2 separate regions of the Homo sapiens genome follow, and region 2 is linked to region 1. Evidence: read pairs that join two places in POLR2A ChIA-PET (ENCODE). Cell type or tissue: CD4-positive, alpha-beta T cell. All regions are shown on one strand. Links, peaks and the distances in the headings refer to the core of each region. The heading gives the core; the rest is flanking DNA.

Region 1 (7,767 bases), core at 1,824-6,823:
CTGAGGTCAGGAGTCAGAGACCAGGCTGGGCAACATGGCGAAAACCCATCTCTACTGAAAGTACAAAAATTAGACACTTGCCCAGCTCTCTTGCCCAGGCTGGAGTGCAATGTTGCGATCTCGGCTCACTGCAACCTCCACCTCCCGGGTTCAAGTGATTCTCCTGCCTCAACCTCCCAAGTAGCTGGGATTACAGGCACCCACCACCATGCCTAACTAATTGTGTATTTTTAGTAGCGACAGAGTTTCCCCATGTTGGCTGGGCTGGTCTCAAACTCCTGACCTCAAGTGATCCACCCACCTCAGCCTACCAAAGTGCTGGGATTCCGGATGTGAGCCACCGCGCCCAGCTTCTGCTTGTTAACATATGAGATTAGCATAAATTAGGGGTTGGCAAGCTTGTCCTGTAAAGGGCCAGTTAGTAAATATTTCTGGGCTATATTGTTTTCTGTTGCAATAATTCAAGCGTGCCACTGTAAGCACAAAATCTAGACCCATAGACAACGTGGAAATTCTGTGGCACAAAAGCAGCCATAGATAATATGTAAATTAAAGAATGTGGCTGTGTTCCAATAAAACTTCATGGGTGCTAAAATTTGGATTTTATGTGAGTTTCATGTCTTCAAATATATATATTATATATATATATGTTGCCATATATATATATGTTGCCATATATATATATATATAGCAACAGGTTCTCACTATGTTGCTCAGGCTGAACTCAGACTCCTGGGCTCAAGCAATCCTCCTGCCTCATCCTCCAGAGTAGCTGGTACTACAGGTGCACACCACCACACCCTGCCTGATATTTTTAACCACGAAAAAATATAAAAATCATTATTAGTTCACAAGGCTGTACAAATATAGGCAGGCGGCCAAATTGGCCTGTGAGCTGTAGCTTGCTGACCGCAGATCTAATAGCTACTGGTTAAATGAAGACAATCTAAAACCTGCCCCATCTTGAGATTACTGGTTAAAACCAATTTTTTTCTTATCTGGATTTCTTCAGAGTGGGCTGTGACAATAACTCACATACTCTGGTTTGCTTGAAAACACTCATAAATAATCTGGAAGGCAAAAGGAGTAATCTTGGCTCCTTCCATTTCCCCCATATTGAAAGCTGAGAGTTAAGACAAAAAGCAAAATGTTCAAGGACATTTTACAAGAGGTCCACCTCCTACACATGGAGAAAATCACATGTTCAGGGAGGATCCTGAAAGCCTTGTGCAAATAATGGGAGCGGACAAATAAAGGAAGGTGGCAGAGATTCAGGACTTCTCTGTCAGGCACCAGAAGTTTGGACTGAAGTGAAATAAAGGAATTTCCATGGTGTCCCACAGCTAACTGTTCTCTCCAGCCACGCACAAGTGTGTGTGGCCTTTTATTTATTTATTTATTTATTTTTGAGATGGAGTCTTGCTCTGTCGCCAGGCTGGAGTGCAGTGGCATGATCTCGGCTTACCGCAACCTCCGCCTCCTGGGTTCAAGCAATTCTCCTGCCTCAGTCTCCCAAACAGCTGAGACTACAGGCGCCTGCCACCACGCCCAGCTAATTTTTGTATTTTTAGTAAAGACGAGGTTTCACCACATTGGCCAGGATGGTCTCGATCTCTTGATCTCATGATCTGCCCCCTCAGCCTCCCAAAATGCTGGGATTACAGGCTTCAGCCACCACACCCGGCCACAGGTTGGCCTTTTAAATGAGGGAAGGTCGGCTCAGGGGTCAGTAGGAGACTTACAGCCCTAAGTGTGTGCAGAGTCAGCCACACTAACATGTAAAATATCCACATTTTAAATAAGTATGATAAAGTACATATCAACTGATTGGGGAGCCCCTGGTTAGCACATCTGTATCCAAAACCCCAATGATATAGAAAGGATGAATTGTTTTTCCCTTTTTTTTTTTTCTAATTTAAAAATAATAGAGAAGGAATCTCACTATGTTGCCCAGGGTGGCTTCAAACTCCTGGACTCAAGCAATCCTCCCGCCTTGGCCTCCCAAAGTGCTAAGATTACGGATGTGAGCCACCATGCCTGGCCTCTCCCTTTTTCTTAATCCAACTACTGACAAATGTAACTGCCAGTTTGGTAGAAGGAAAAGTCAATGCATGGAACCTTTGACATGGAATGAGTGAAAGGACTCTTGTGGTGAGAGAATCAGATAACTCTAGAATACACCCCTCCTAATTGAATCATTTTACCATTTTAAAACTATCATTAACGCCGTCTTTTGTAATAAATCAAAGATAAAAAGCAGTTCTGTATCTTGCACAAGTAGATACTACAGAGAGCGAGAGTTTGTATGGAAGTGACGTCAGCATCTTATCCCAGATTTCCCTAGCTCCATCGTCCACCCGCGGCCATTGCACGGAAGCACGAGCTCATCACGTACTATTATGTAGCTTTCGGTGCTCTCCTCACCATCCACAGCTCTAGATGACATGAGAGAGGCAAAAACAAAACCATCACTGCTATGGCTACTGGTCTCCCATTCACTTTTTCTTCTAGTGAAAAAAAAGAAAAGAAGCAAGCTCTCAAACATGGAAGTTCTTTTCTTCAGAATAGTTTTATTAGTTTGCATACAGTTTGTCAACACTCAACTTTTTTCTCTCCTGACACACAAATCCATTCAGCTAGAGCTTTCTTCTCCCCATATTTTACAGATTGTGACATGGTATGGATCTGCAGGCATCTCTGACCTTCGAAGCTTGAGGTTACTGCCACTGCCTGTTGCCATGGCACCTTTAAGATTCTGCACTTCGGACACAAATTTCAAAAGCTCCACTTCAAGTTCGTTTAAGGTATTGAATACACAGTCTTTGTAAAGAGAAGCATTTTGATTTTTCTTTAGTGGAGTGCGAAATGGGAAGCCTCGAAGGCCAGGAGGACTCTGCTCCTGTCAAGAAAGATATTCAAGGTCAATAATATCATGGACTTTGCTGGTTTTGACACAGTTCCAAGACAGTTGGGCTCATTTAAGAAAAGATGGTTCTAGCAGTGCTCGAGTGCAGGCACTGGCAGACTATGGCCAAATTTGGCCCTCCACCTGTTTTTGTAAATAAAGTTTTATTGGCACACAGTCATGCTCACTCATTTCTATATTGTTTAAGGCTGCTTCATGTTACAACAGCAGATTTGAGTAGTTGCAAGGAAGACCGTACTGCCCACAAAGCTGTAAATATTCACTCTCTGGCCCTTTACAGAAAAAGTTTGCCAATCCTTCCTCTAATCAGTTTGGGCACAGGATCATGAAATGCTGGGTCTTTCTAGGGGAGAATACGCTTTCTTTCCCTTTCTCCTTCTACTTGAAAGAATTGTTTATGGTCACTTTGAGGCCCAGCTGTTACTACTTTACACCTTCATCTCTTTTTTTTGTTTGTTTTTTTGAGACACAGTTTCACTCTGTCACCCAGGCTGGTGTGATCTTGGCTCACCGCAACCTCCACTTCCTGGGTTCAAGCAATTCTTTTTTTTTGTGAGACGGAATCTTGCCCTGTCACCCAGGCTGGAGTGCAGTGGCATGATCTCGGTTCACTGCAACCTCTGCCTCCCAGGTTCCAGCTATTCTCCTGCCTCAGCCTCCCGAGTAGCTGGGATTACAGGCACCCGCCATCATGCCCGGCTAATTTTTGTATTTTTGTAGAGACAGGGTTTTATCATGTTGGCCAGGCTGGTCTCGAACTCCTGACCTCAGGTGATCCACCCGCCTCGGCTTCCCAAATTGCTGGGATTACAGGCATGAGCCACCACCCCCGGCCGGGGTTCAAGCAACTCTTATGCCTCAGCCTCCCAAGTAGCTGGGACCACAGGTGCCCACCACCATACCAGCTAATTTTTTTTTTTTTTGAGACAGAGTCTCACTTTGTCGCCCAGGCTGGCGTGCAGTGGCACGATCTCAGCTCACTGCAACCTCTGCCTCCCAGGTTCAAGTGATTCTCCTGCCTCAGTCTCCCGAGTAGCTGGGATTACAGGGGTGTGCCACCACACCTGGCTAATTTCTGTATTTTTTTTTTTTTTTGAGACAGAGTTTTGCTCTTGTTGCCCAGGCTGGAGGGCAATGGCGCAGTTTCGGCTCACTGCAACCTCCACCTCCCGGGTTCAAGCGATTCTCCTGCCTCAGCCTCCCGAGTAGCTGGGATTACAGGCATGCGCCACTACGCCTAATTTTGTATTTTTAGTAGAGACGGGCTTTCTCCATGTTGGTCAGGCTGGTCTCAACTTCCTGACCTCAGATGATCCGTCCGCCTCGGCCTCCCAAAGTGCTGGGATTACAGGCATGAGCCACTGGGCCCAGCTTTTTTTTTTTTTTTTTTTTTTTTTGAGACAGAGTCTCACTCTGTCACCTGGGCTGGAGTGCAGTGGCTCCATCTCGGCTCACTACCACCTCTGCCTCCAGGGTTCAAGTGATTCTCCTGCCTCAGCCTCCCGAGTAGCTGGGATTACAGGCGCCCGCCACTACGCCCAGCTAGGTTTTGTATTTTTAGTAGAGACAGGGTTTCACCATGTTGCCCAGCTGGTCTCGAACTCCTGACCTCGTGATTCACCCGCCTCAGCCTCCCAAAGTGCTAGGATTACAGGGGTGAGCCACCGCGCCTGGCCTAATTTCTGTATTTTTAGTAAAGACGAGGTTTCACCATGTTGGCCAGGCTGGTCTCAATCTCCTGACCTCAAGTGATCTGCCCGTCTCGGCCTCCCAAAGTTCTGGGATTACAGGCATGAGCCACTGTGCCCGGCCTACACCTTTATCTCCTTACAGAAGTTTCATATTTTGTTGGGATGATATCATTTCCATTTAGCTCAGGAATTTTCAGTAAGTCAAGCACTAGGAAAAATGTAAAAAGCAAGGGAACAGTGAATTTGGCCCTGTGAATAATATAATTTTGACCTTCTAAAACACACCATAAGTTCTTTATTTTGAGACAGAGTCTCAGTCGCCCATGCAGGAGTGCAGTAGTGTGATCTCAGCTCACCACAACCTCTGCCTCCAGGGTTCAAGCCATTCTTCTGCCTCAGCCTCCCGAGTAGCTGGGATTACAGACACACGCCGCCATGCCCAGCTAATTTTTGTATTTTTAGTAGAGATGGGGTTTCACCGTGTTGGCCAGGCTGTTCTCAAACTCCCGACCTCAGGCAATCCACCTGCCCTGGCCTCCCAAAGTGATGGGATTACAGCATGAACCACTGCGCCCGGCTGAGTTCTTGAATCTATCCTACATTTGAAAAAATCCATCTAACCAGAAGAACTTTGAGCCAAGAAACTAGAGGTCATCTTCCACTGTTTGTCCCAATATCTGTGGATGTGGGGACTATTGTCTTCACTAAGGATACATCAGGAAGTGAATTTGCCAGCTTTGCCCAGGACCATGAGGTCGGTTCATTATACCCAACGGTGCCGCCTAGACTCACTAGAACATCCGTTTCCCTGAGACTCCTGAGATTGAATCAATATGGTGTAAAAAAAATGGAGCCATCCTTACCTTATTCTTCTCACTGTCTCTTTGACACTGCAGTATCACAAACGGCACAACAGCAAACAAAAGCCAGAGCCATTTGCTCCCAAGCCAGCCTTGGGTGTGCTCTGGTAGGTTCTGCCGAATCCGAAAGTGCTCTCCACACGGCACCTTCCCCTGGGGTTCGCTAGTTTTCTGTCTCAGAGAAGAGAACATAAAGGCATAGCTGCAGGTGAGGCACAGAAGCAGGACCAGGGACGATTTCAGCGTCCACATGGTGAGCAGAGATGGGGAAGGGAGTTGCTCATGACGGGTTTGCTTGCCCTCGCAACTGGAAGACTGGGCACCTGGTGCCAGGCCCTTGGTGATGTCACAGAGGCCCTGAGCTGAGGCCACCCTGGCCATTGTGATGATTTCAGGACAGAGGTTACAGGTCACAGGAGTCGCCCGGGAGGAGGACTCAAAGGGAGATGGGGGCATTTCCAGCAGGCAGTCAGAGAGAGAGGATAGGCACGACGGGGTGCCAATTCCCTGCCAGGGGACTCTTTCCAACCCTCGAGCTTTTGCTGGTAGAGGCCGTCATGTTTCTGTTTTTCATTTGTTTGATCCAAACACTATGATGAGCAGAGGGAGATGCCATGTGCCCCGTGGAGCTGAGTTAAATGGGAGAGAAAGATATTAAACCACAGGCTACCTACAAACTCGGAGCCACCTATGTGTTTTGTTTGGCCTATGTTGTTTCTAAAAATTATTAGTCAGTACTTAAATGTTGTGGGGGGTGGGTATTTCACTTTAAAAGTCCAGGTTTCCGGCTTCCTTTGAAAATATGAGAGCGTGGCCGGGCGCGGCAGCTCACGCCTGTAATCCCAGCACTTTGGGAGGCTGAGGCGGGCAGATTACGAGGTCAAGAGATCGAGACCATCCTGTCCAACGTGGTGAAACCCCGTCTTTACTAAAAATACAAAAATTAGCTGGATGTGGTGGCACACGCCTGTAGTCTCAGCTACTTGGGAGGCTGAGACAGGAGAATCACTTGAACCCAGGAGGCAGAGGTTGTGATGAGCCGAGATCACGCCACTGCACTCCAGCCTGGCAACAGAGCAAGACTCTGTCTCAAAAAAAAAAAAAAAAAAAAAAGAAAAAGAAAAAGAAAGAAAAGAAAATATGAAGAGTTCTGGAAGCACTGGGCCCACACTGTCATAGAACCAGTCTTCTGCTAGAGCCAAGTGAAATCATCCATCCTGTGGCCATATTCCCTCCACAGTCCCCACCACTCCCTATTACCACATACCATCATTGACAGCAGCAGTGTGTGCCTGCCTTGGGTTAAGAGTATACTTTGGAGCCAGGCCTGGTGGCTCACACTTGTAATCCCAGCACTTTGGGAGGCCAAGGTAGGCAGATCACCCAAGGTCAGAAGTTTGAGACCAGCCTGGCCAACATGGTGAAACCCTATCTCTACTAAAAATACACAAATTAGCCAGGCATGGTGGCATGTGCCTGTAATCCCAGCTACTTGGGAGGCTGAGACGGGAGAATCACTTGAACCCAGGAAGTAGAGGTTACAGTGAGCTTAGATGGCGCCACTGCACTCCAGTCTGGGCAACAGAGCAGGGCTCAGTCTCAAAAAAAAAAAAAAAAAAGAAAAGAAAAGAAAAGAAAAGAAAAAAAGAGTATACATTGGGCCAGGCACAGGGGCAGGGGCTCACACCTGTAATCCCAGCACTTTGGGAGGCCAGGGTGGGCAGATCACCTGAGGTCAGGAGGAGTTCCAGACCAATCTGGCTAACATAGCGAGACCCCATCTCTACTAAAAATACAAAAATTAGCCAGGTGTGGCAATGCACGCCTGCAATCTCAGCTACTTGGGAGGCTGAGGCAGGAGAATCATTTGAACCTTGGAGGCAGAGGTTGCAGTGAGCTGAGATCAAGACACTCTACTCCAGCCTGGGTGACAGAGTGAGACTGTGTTTCAGAAAAGAAAAAAGAGTATAGTTCGATTAAAATTGTGGTAAGAGGCCGGGCACGGTGGCTCATGCCTGTAATCCCAGCACCTTGGGAGGGTGAGGTGGGTGGATCACCTAAGGTCGAGAGTTTGAGACCAGCCAAGCCAACATGGAGAAACCCCATCTCTACTAAAAATACAAAAAAATTAGCTGGGCATGGTGGTGCATGCCTGTAATCCCAGCTACTCGGGAGGCTGAGGCAGGAGAATTGCTTGAACCTGGGAGGCAGAGGTTGCGGTGAGCTGAGATTGTGCCATTGCACTCCAGCCTGGGCAACAAGAGCGAAACTCCATCTCAAAAAAAAAAAA
Region 2 (7,767 bases), core at 1,003-6,002, 190 kb before region 1:
GCTTGAACCCAGGAGGTCAAGGCTGCAGTGAGCTGTGATTGTGCCACTGCACTCCTGCCTGGGGGCCAAAGTAAGACCCTGTCTCCAGAAAAAAGAGAGAGAGAAATAGAGAATGATTCCGGATGGCATCCTTCAGCCCCTGGATCCAGCCGTGCCTGAAGCCACTGGCCTTTTCAACCACATAAGTCAATAAATTTCTTTGTTTATCTAAGAAAGTTTGTGGCCGGGTGCGGTGGCTGACACCTGTAATCCCAGCAGTTTGGGAGGCTGAGGCAAGTGTATCACGAGGTCAGGAGATCAAGACCATCCTGGCTAACACGGTGAAACCCCATCTCTACTAAAAATACAAAAAATTAGCCAGGTATGGTAGCACACGCCTGTGGTCCCGGCCACTTGGGAGGCTGAGGCAGGAGAATCACTTGAACCTGGGAGGCAGAGGTTGCCATGAGCTGAGATTACACCACTGCACTCCAGCCTGGGTGACAGAGCGAGACTCCATCTCAAAAAAAAAAAAAAAGAAAAAAGAAAAGAAAAAGAAAGTTTGCATAGGGTTTTCACTCTCCTGTAATTAAACAAACCTCATGAAATGTCTTAGGTCAGAGACCTGTATGAAGAATTCAGACAGTTCTCCTCTTCAACCCTAAGCCAGGGTGGGTAAGAATACTGAGTGCTGGCTGGACAGCTCTGGCACCTGCCCCTTTTTACAATTTATCTGAGGAAAAAACACATTCAGAGTTTTGCCTGCACTCCAAGGATTAGGAAAGGGGGCCAAGAGGAGACATGAGGAGGAAGATGGAAGCTTCCCTCTGAACAAGAACAGAGACAGTGCCAGAAAGTTCAGATCAAAGAGGAGGGCTGCGTTGACAGGGGCTTAGTCAGCCGCTGGTGTCAAGACCCAAAGAGAAAGTTGGGCAGGTTGACATGGAGCCCACAGGTGGGAGTGGGAGGTGGAGTCTGGATTTTGACCCAGCCGGCTGGAAACTCATTTACTTTTGGCCATGGTGACTTCCTGTTTTCAAAGGGAAGGAGGCATTGGTAAAGAAAAGCCGCCCCCGGCTTACTGGACAGCAAGTATTTCTCACAGAGTTCTATTTTTTGCTCCATTCAATGCCAGTGGTTCCAATTTATTTTATACAAAACAGGGTTCTGTGATGATGGGAAGGTCTTCAACAAGGCCAGTGGATTTGATTGAGAGCAGAAGATGAATGAATCATTCCAAGATGTTAGACAAAAACCCCAACACACCCAGGTTCCCCCGTTGAGACTGGGCTGCTGTTTGGCGTTGTGGGGAGAGTGAGCCACACCGGTGGCAGGGCCTGCACTTCCCATCCAAGACCATTTCCTTGCAATGAGGTCTCTTGATTCTCAAGGCCCATTTGGGTGCTGGAAATGCCTCTTCACTCTACCAAATCTCCACTTCCGGTTTTGACACCTAACTCATCTCAAATCCAGGAGTGACGGCCTCTAACAAGAAATTATATTATTGTCTGGGCACAGTGGCTCATGCCTATAATCCCAGCACTTCGGGAGGCTGAGGCGGGTGGATTTCTTGAGGCCAGCATGGCAAAACCCCATCTCTACTAAAAATACAAAAATTAGCTGGGCATAGTGGCACACGCCTGTAATCCCAGCTACTGGGGAGACTCAGACATGAGATCGCACCACTGCACTCCAGCTTGGGCAACAGAATGAGACTCTGTCTAAAAAGAAAAGAAAATCTATTATTGTTTTTTAAACTTCCAACCTACTCTCCATAGCCAATTTGGGGCCAAATCCATGGACATTACTGAGCCTCTCAGCTGTCCTCCATCTCAGTCTAACTGTGAGAGGAGCTCGGAAGCAGCTGTCTGAATACTTTCTCAAGTCCTCACTTCTGCCCAGCAGTGACCCGGAATTTGCTCAAGCGTTTCTGGAAAACCAATGAGGCCGTAGGAAGATGGCCCTCCCTCTGCATGAGAGTCCTGTGACAGTCATCCTAGCTGTGAATGAGGATGTAACCAAGATCGCATGGCAGTCTTGACACAGGTAAAGAAACAGGCAGGTCAGGAGAGAAGGACGCTCAGAATTTTGGTAGACTGTATACAAATCTGATTCCAGATTATTCCTCTAGTCCAAAGGTTCTCAACAGGAAACAGTTCTGCCTCCTGGGGACATTTTTGGTTGTCACAACTAGGGGAGAGTGTTACTGGCATCTAGTGAGTGGAAGACAGGGATGCCCCACCACATGGAACATAATTCCACAACATGAAATGATCTCGCCCTTAAGGTCAACAGTGCCCAGGCAGAGAAGCCTGCTCTAGCCACATGATCGGTCTTAAAAAGAAGAGGGCTCCAGGAATAAAATCTGAAGAGCTGCTTCTCTAAACCATGCATTGTATCAAGAGCCAAACAGCACTGCTTCCACCAAGGCAGCATAACACAAGGAATGGAATTCTCACTTGCTGGCTCAAGGCCTTGCACACTCAAAGGCTTTGGCAAGAATATTCAGGGGGCCCTCTGGTGTATTCACTGGGGATGCTTTGGGCTGCATTTAAGAGAATACATGCCTAACAGTGGCCTACATGATAAAAGCTGGGGAAGTGGATTTGGTTGAGCAGATCTTGTCTCTGTCCGCTGTCCATCCAAATGATAGATGTTGTCCTATAAGTATGCCCAAGTGGGGTCTCTGTGTGGTTCCCTGAACTCCTAACAGGCCAGCAGGGTAGACTTGCAGCCAAGCCTCTGACAAGTTGGCCATGGTCTCAAGTAGCCCTGTGCAAGAGAATGTGCCTAGCTCAGTCCAAAACCATCCAATGGCAACAGCAGTAAAGGCTTTACAGCTTGTAAGTGAACATCAGCAAGTACGAAGGGCAACTCATCATCCGCAAAAGCTCTCTACAAAATTGTCCACCAATCTTCCTTCCCATCTCCATCCTTGCAACCTCATCCACCCCTTTATTCCTGAAGGAGGCACCACAGGAAGGAAGGTTAGTGAAATCAACAGAACGTCTACTCGCCCTACAAACGTGGCATCCTGCTGGTGGGCAGGCAGTAGTCTGCAAGGCTGTAGTAACGGGGCTGGGACTGGGACCTCGTCCACTGCGGCCCCTCTGTCTCCCACACTTCCTCTTTGTGTCTCAGGCTGAGTTTCCCTTCCTCTTTTCCCTCCTGCAGATGGTTAGCTGCTTCGATTGTTTCGCTCATAGGACCAGTCCAAACCACAGAGCTTGGCACCACCTTCCAACCTCCCATTTGCCAACGTCTGTTTATCAGATCCAAGGCATGCTCTTATGGGCTGATAGTCTGACAGGAGCTCTGTTTTCAAGCCGGCGAGGGAAGTCCAACTGTTATATAAGGCCATATCGAGCCCCATTCATTCCTCCAGCAATAAAGTGCTTTTGGAAACAGGATGGTAATTGGCAAGATGACAATCATTGTGCAGCAGGCTGGCTCAAATGAAATGACAGCCCTTTCTGTCACGTCGTGGTAAATCTCAGCCTCTCTGCTCCTTGGAACCAGTCCGAGGGTCCCAGTGGGTAGGACGGGAGGGAAGGCGGCAGAAGAGAATAGAGTGACCTCTTCAGAACACTGATTGCGTCAGTTAATTCCTGCTAAACTCGGTCACTGGCTTTACAGTGCTCCGAGGATGAAATCTTTGAGTGGCTGTAGGTGACAGTTTTTGTTTGTTTGTTTTTTGAGATGGAGTCTGTCTCTGTCGCCCAGGCTGGAGTGCAGTGGCACAATCTTGACTCACTGCAACCTCCGCCTTCTGGGTTCAAGCGATTCTCGTGCCTCAGCCTCCCGAGTAGCTGGGATTATGGGCACCTGCCACCATGCCTGGCTAATTTTTGTATTTTTAGTAGAGACAGGGTTTCACCGTATTGGCCAGGATGGTCTCGAACTCCCAACCTCGGGTGATTCACCTGCCTAGGCCTCCCAAAGTGCTGGGATTACAGGCGTGAGCCACTGCACCTGGCCCATAGGCGGCATTTTTTTAATCTAGCCCTGGGACCTCAGCATTTCCTCTCCCACCTCCCTGCCCCTCCCTCACAGGGCACTGTCATGCTGGCCTGAGGCTCCTCTGTCCCCCTCTGGGCTTTGGCACACATCGGCCTTCTGCCTGGGACACTGTTCTCTCTGCTTTGCATCTGGTCAAAGTCTGCTCAAGCTTTGGCGCTCCCCCCAGCAAAGACATCCCTGGCAAACTGGGTCAAAGCCCCTTTTTAAAAGCAACCAGAGCACCCCTTCTCTCCCTGGCCCCACACTTATCACACCTGTACCTGCTCATCCATTCATCGGATCATTTGGTTAATGCCTATCATCTGTCTCCCAGTTAGACCATGAGCTGCAGGAGACAGACTGTATTAGGGTTCTCTTAGAGGGACAGAACTAATAGGATATATATAGGAGTTTATTAAGTATTAACTTACGCAATCACAAGGTCCCACAATAGGCCATCTGCAGGCTGCGGAGCAAGGAAAGCCAGTCTGAGTTCCAAAACTGAAGAACCTGGAGTCCGATGTCCAAGGGCAGGAAGCATCCAGCACTGGAGAAAGATGTAGGCTGGGAGGCTAGGCCATGCTCTCTTTTCACATTTTTTCTGCCTGCTTTATGTTCCCTGGCAGCTGATTAGGTGGTGCCCACCCGATTAAGGGTGGCTCTGCCTTCCCCAGCTCACTGACTCAAATGTTAATCTGAGTTAACACTCACAGACACTCCCAGGATCAATAGTGCACCCTTCAATCCAATCAAGTCGACACTCAGTATTAAGCATCACACAGACCATGCCTCTTTTGGCTTCAGCATCATCTCTCAGCACCTAAAACACACGCAGCTCTCGGTAAATGTTTCTGAATTCCTCTAAAAGTGTCCTGGGTTGCAGAAAATTCCCCATGAGAATTCATTTTCAAGCAAAGAATCTCAGACTAAGCAAGGTGTGTGTTTCTTTGTGGCTTCTGCACAAAGCCTAGGGCCTCCCTTTATAGCGCTTGTTGTGCTGTCTTGGTTTGAGTATCAATATTAATATTATGTCTTCCTCAGCTGGGCACAGCTGCTCACGCCTGTAATCCCAGCACTTTGGGAGGCTGAGGTGGGTGGATCACCTGAGGTCAGAAGTTCGAGACCAGCCTGGCCAACACGGTGAAACCCCATCTCTACTAAAAATACAAAAAATTAGCCAGGCATGGTGGCGCACACCTGTAGTCCCAGCTACTCGGGAGGCTGAGGCAGGAGAATTGCTTGAACCTGGGAAGGGGAGGTTGCAGTGAGCCGAGATTGTGCCACTGCACTCCAGCCTAGGCGACAGAGTGAGACTCTGTCTCAAAAAAACAACAAACAAAAAAACTTAATATCATGTCTTCCTTACCTTACTGATGGTATCATAGCCCCCAAAAGACACACACATACCCAAGCATCACGCAGGCAGACAGGGCCGGCCTCATGGTCGTGAGACCTGGCAAGCGGCATGTGGCCCCGCATTCGTAAGGGCCCTGCACTGCATTCAATGCTCTGCTTTCTTGAAAGTCTGAATATTTGGCCTGGCGCGGTGGGTGGCTCATACACGTAATCCCAGCACTTTGGGAGGCCAAGGAGGGCGGATCACGAGGTCAGGAGATCGAGACCATCCTGGCTAACACTGTGAAACCCCGTCTCTACTAAAAATACAAAAAATTAGCCAGGCGTGGTGGCATGTGCCCATAGTCCCAGCTACTCAAGAGGCTGAGGCAGGGGAATCGCTTGAACCCGGGAGGCAGAGGTTGCAGTGAGCCGAGATTGCATCACTGCACTCCAGCCTTGGAGACTGAGCGAGACTCCGTCTCAAAAAAATAAAAACCAAAAAAACAAGAAACAAAGAAAAACAAAAAAAAAGAAAGAAAAGAAAGTCTTAATGTTTGAACAAGGAGCCTCACAAATCACGCGGACAGCCCTCCAGGCCACTGTGTCTTGCTCATAGTGCCTGGCCCACAGCAGTGCTCAGAAAATATGGCTTGACGAACTACCCTGTCAAAAGGGAAGGCAGTCTGGGCCAAGCCAGTCCAACCTTCAGTGGTGCCCAGAAGAAAAGGACATCGACTTTCAAGTCACACAATCCTGGCTTGAACCTCAGTCCCACCCTTCAAGCTTCGGGACCCCGTCTAAGCCTCTGACCAGCTCCAAGGCTCAGCTTCCTCATCTGCCAGATGGGGACAGCTATATGGTGAAGGCTGGACAAACAGTGCAGGGCTTGGGTCACAACAGGTGGCTGCCATCCTGCCACAGGTATGGAATCAGACATTTACTGCTTCACATGTCTTCTCCACTTGATTGAAATAATCAAATTGACATTTACTGGGGGCTTCTATATGCCAGACACTGTCTTAAATAGTGCACATGTGTTCACCCATTTACGTCTCACAGCAACCCATAAGGTGGAGACTATCGTTATCTCCTGTTTACAGTTTAAGAAACCCAGGCACAGAGAGGTTAGGTAAGGAGTCCAAAACACACAGCTATTAGGTTGGTGCAAAAGTAATTGCAGTTTTTGCCATTGAAAGTAATGTAAAAATCTGTTATTACTTTTGCACCAACCTAATAGAAAGTGGGTCTGGGATCTGAAGCCAGGTGCACAGGCTCCAGCCCCTCTACTCTTTTTTTATTTTTGTATTTTTTGTAGAGACAAGGTTTCTTCATGTTCTCCAGGCTGGTCTTGAACTCCTGGGCTCAAGTGATCCACCCACCTCGGCCTCCCAAAGTTCTAGGATTACAGGCGTGAGCCACTGCGCCTGGCCCACCAGGCCCTATATTATTAACCTCTGTTATGTCCCTGTTTAATGTGATGCCTAAATGATTTTCTCTCCTTCCTTTTTCTTTCTTGCATTAGAAAACTCCAATCTTTGATGAGAGGGAAGGACAGCTCCCCCTCACACCCACAAACACCCATCGAAAGGCAAACACTTTCCCTGGCCTGTAGCAGCGGCTGACCCTTGAGCATACCCCGATTCAACATCTAGAACAGGAGCCCAGGGTTTGGTTTTGAGCAACTTGGGCTTTGATGTGTATGGACCTTCCAGGTCTACAGCACAAGACACGAGGGCTGCAGAGGAGTGAAGGCGGCCCGAGGGAGGCGCGCGGGGTTTCCTGGATGGGCTGGTGGCTGGAATCTTATTCCAGAAAGTCCCAGATGGGCACCTCCAGGGAAGGGCTTGATGAGTGGGCCTTGACTGAGGCCCTAGGAACTCAGAGTGTTTACATCCATCAAAATAAAAACCATATGAGGCCGGGCATGGTGGCTCATGCCTGTAATCCTAACACTTTGGGAGGCCAAGGCGGGTGGATCACCTGAGGTCAGGAGTTTGAGACCAGCCTGGCCGACCTGGTGAAACTCCATCTCTACTAATAAAATAAAAATTAGCCAGGCATGGTGGCGCATGCCTATAGTCCCAGCTACTCAGGAGGCTGAGGCAGGAGAATCGTTTGAACCCCAGGAAGTGGAGGTCATGGTGAGCCAAGATTGCGCCATTGCACTCCAGCCTGGGCAACAAGAGCAAAACTTCATCTCAAAAAAAAAAAAAAAAAAAAGAAAGAAAAGAAAAAGATCATATGAAGCCATGGAATAAAATGTGGTTATTTAGAATGTGGCCAACTTCCATGAATGTAAAATTAAGAGATTCCCTATAGGTTTTCTGACTCCCTCTCCTTCTTTCTCTGTGTGTGTGTTGCATGTGTGCACTGAGTGTGACTATTTTTTGCATGTGCAAAGTCAGCCCAGAACTCTCTCCCACTGACCACCCCGCCTTCTCTTGGAGAAAA

Evidence for each region. ChIA-PET counts read pairs that join two places held together with the same protein. Peaks named below come from ENCODE experiments on the same cell type or tissue, not always from the same donor. Only the 100,000 strongest peaks of a DNase experiment are listed, where the experiment ranks them.
Region 2: POLR2A ChIA-PET joins it to region 1 with 8 read pairs; 2 of 35 experiments call an interaction of 5 or more read pairs at or near these places.

Annotation. Positions count from the first base shown.
Region 1 is chr20:56,531,304-56,539,070 of GRCh38, reverse strand. FAM209B (family with sequence similarity 209 member B) reads right to left here and starts at 5,825. Exons shown (of 2, transcript NM_001013646.4): 1 at 5,481-5,825; 2 at 2,551-2,899. The coding sequence starts at 5,729. The coding sequence ends at 2,633. It also overlaps a transcript of FAM209A not described here. In CD4-positive, alpha-beta T cell, for the core only: no CTCF peak of the experiment used is centred there; no DNase peak of the experiment used is centred there.
Region 2 is chr20:56,717,670-56,725,436 of GRCh38, reverse strand. No RefSeq gene overlaps it. Among named protein-coding and RNA genes, the nearest start is that of TFAP2C, 92 kb to the right of the region's middle. RefSeq lists an enhancer at 3,253-3,322. In CD4-positive, alpha-beta T cell, for the core only: no CTCF peak of the experiment used is centred there; a DNase peak (open chromatin) is centred at 3,126.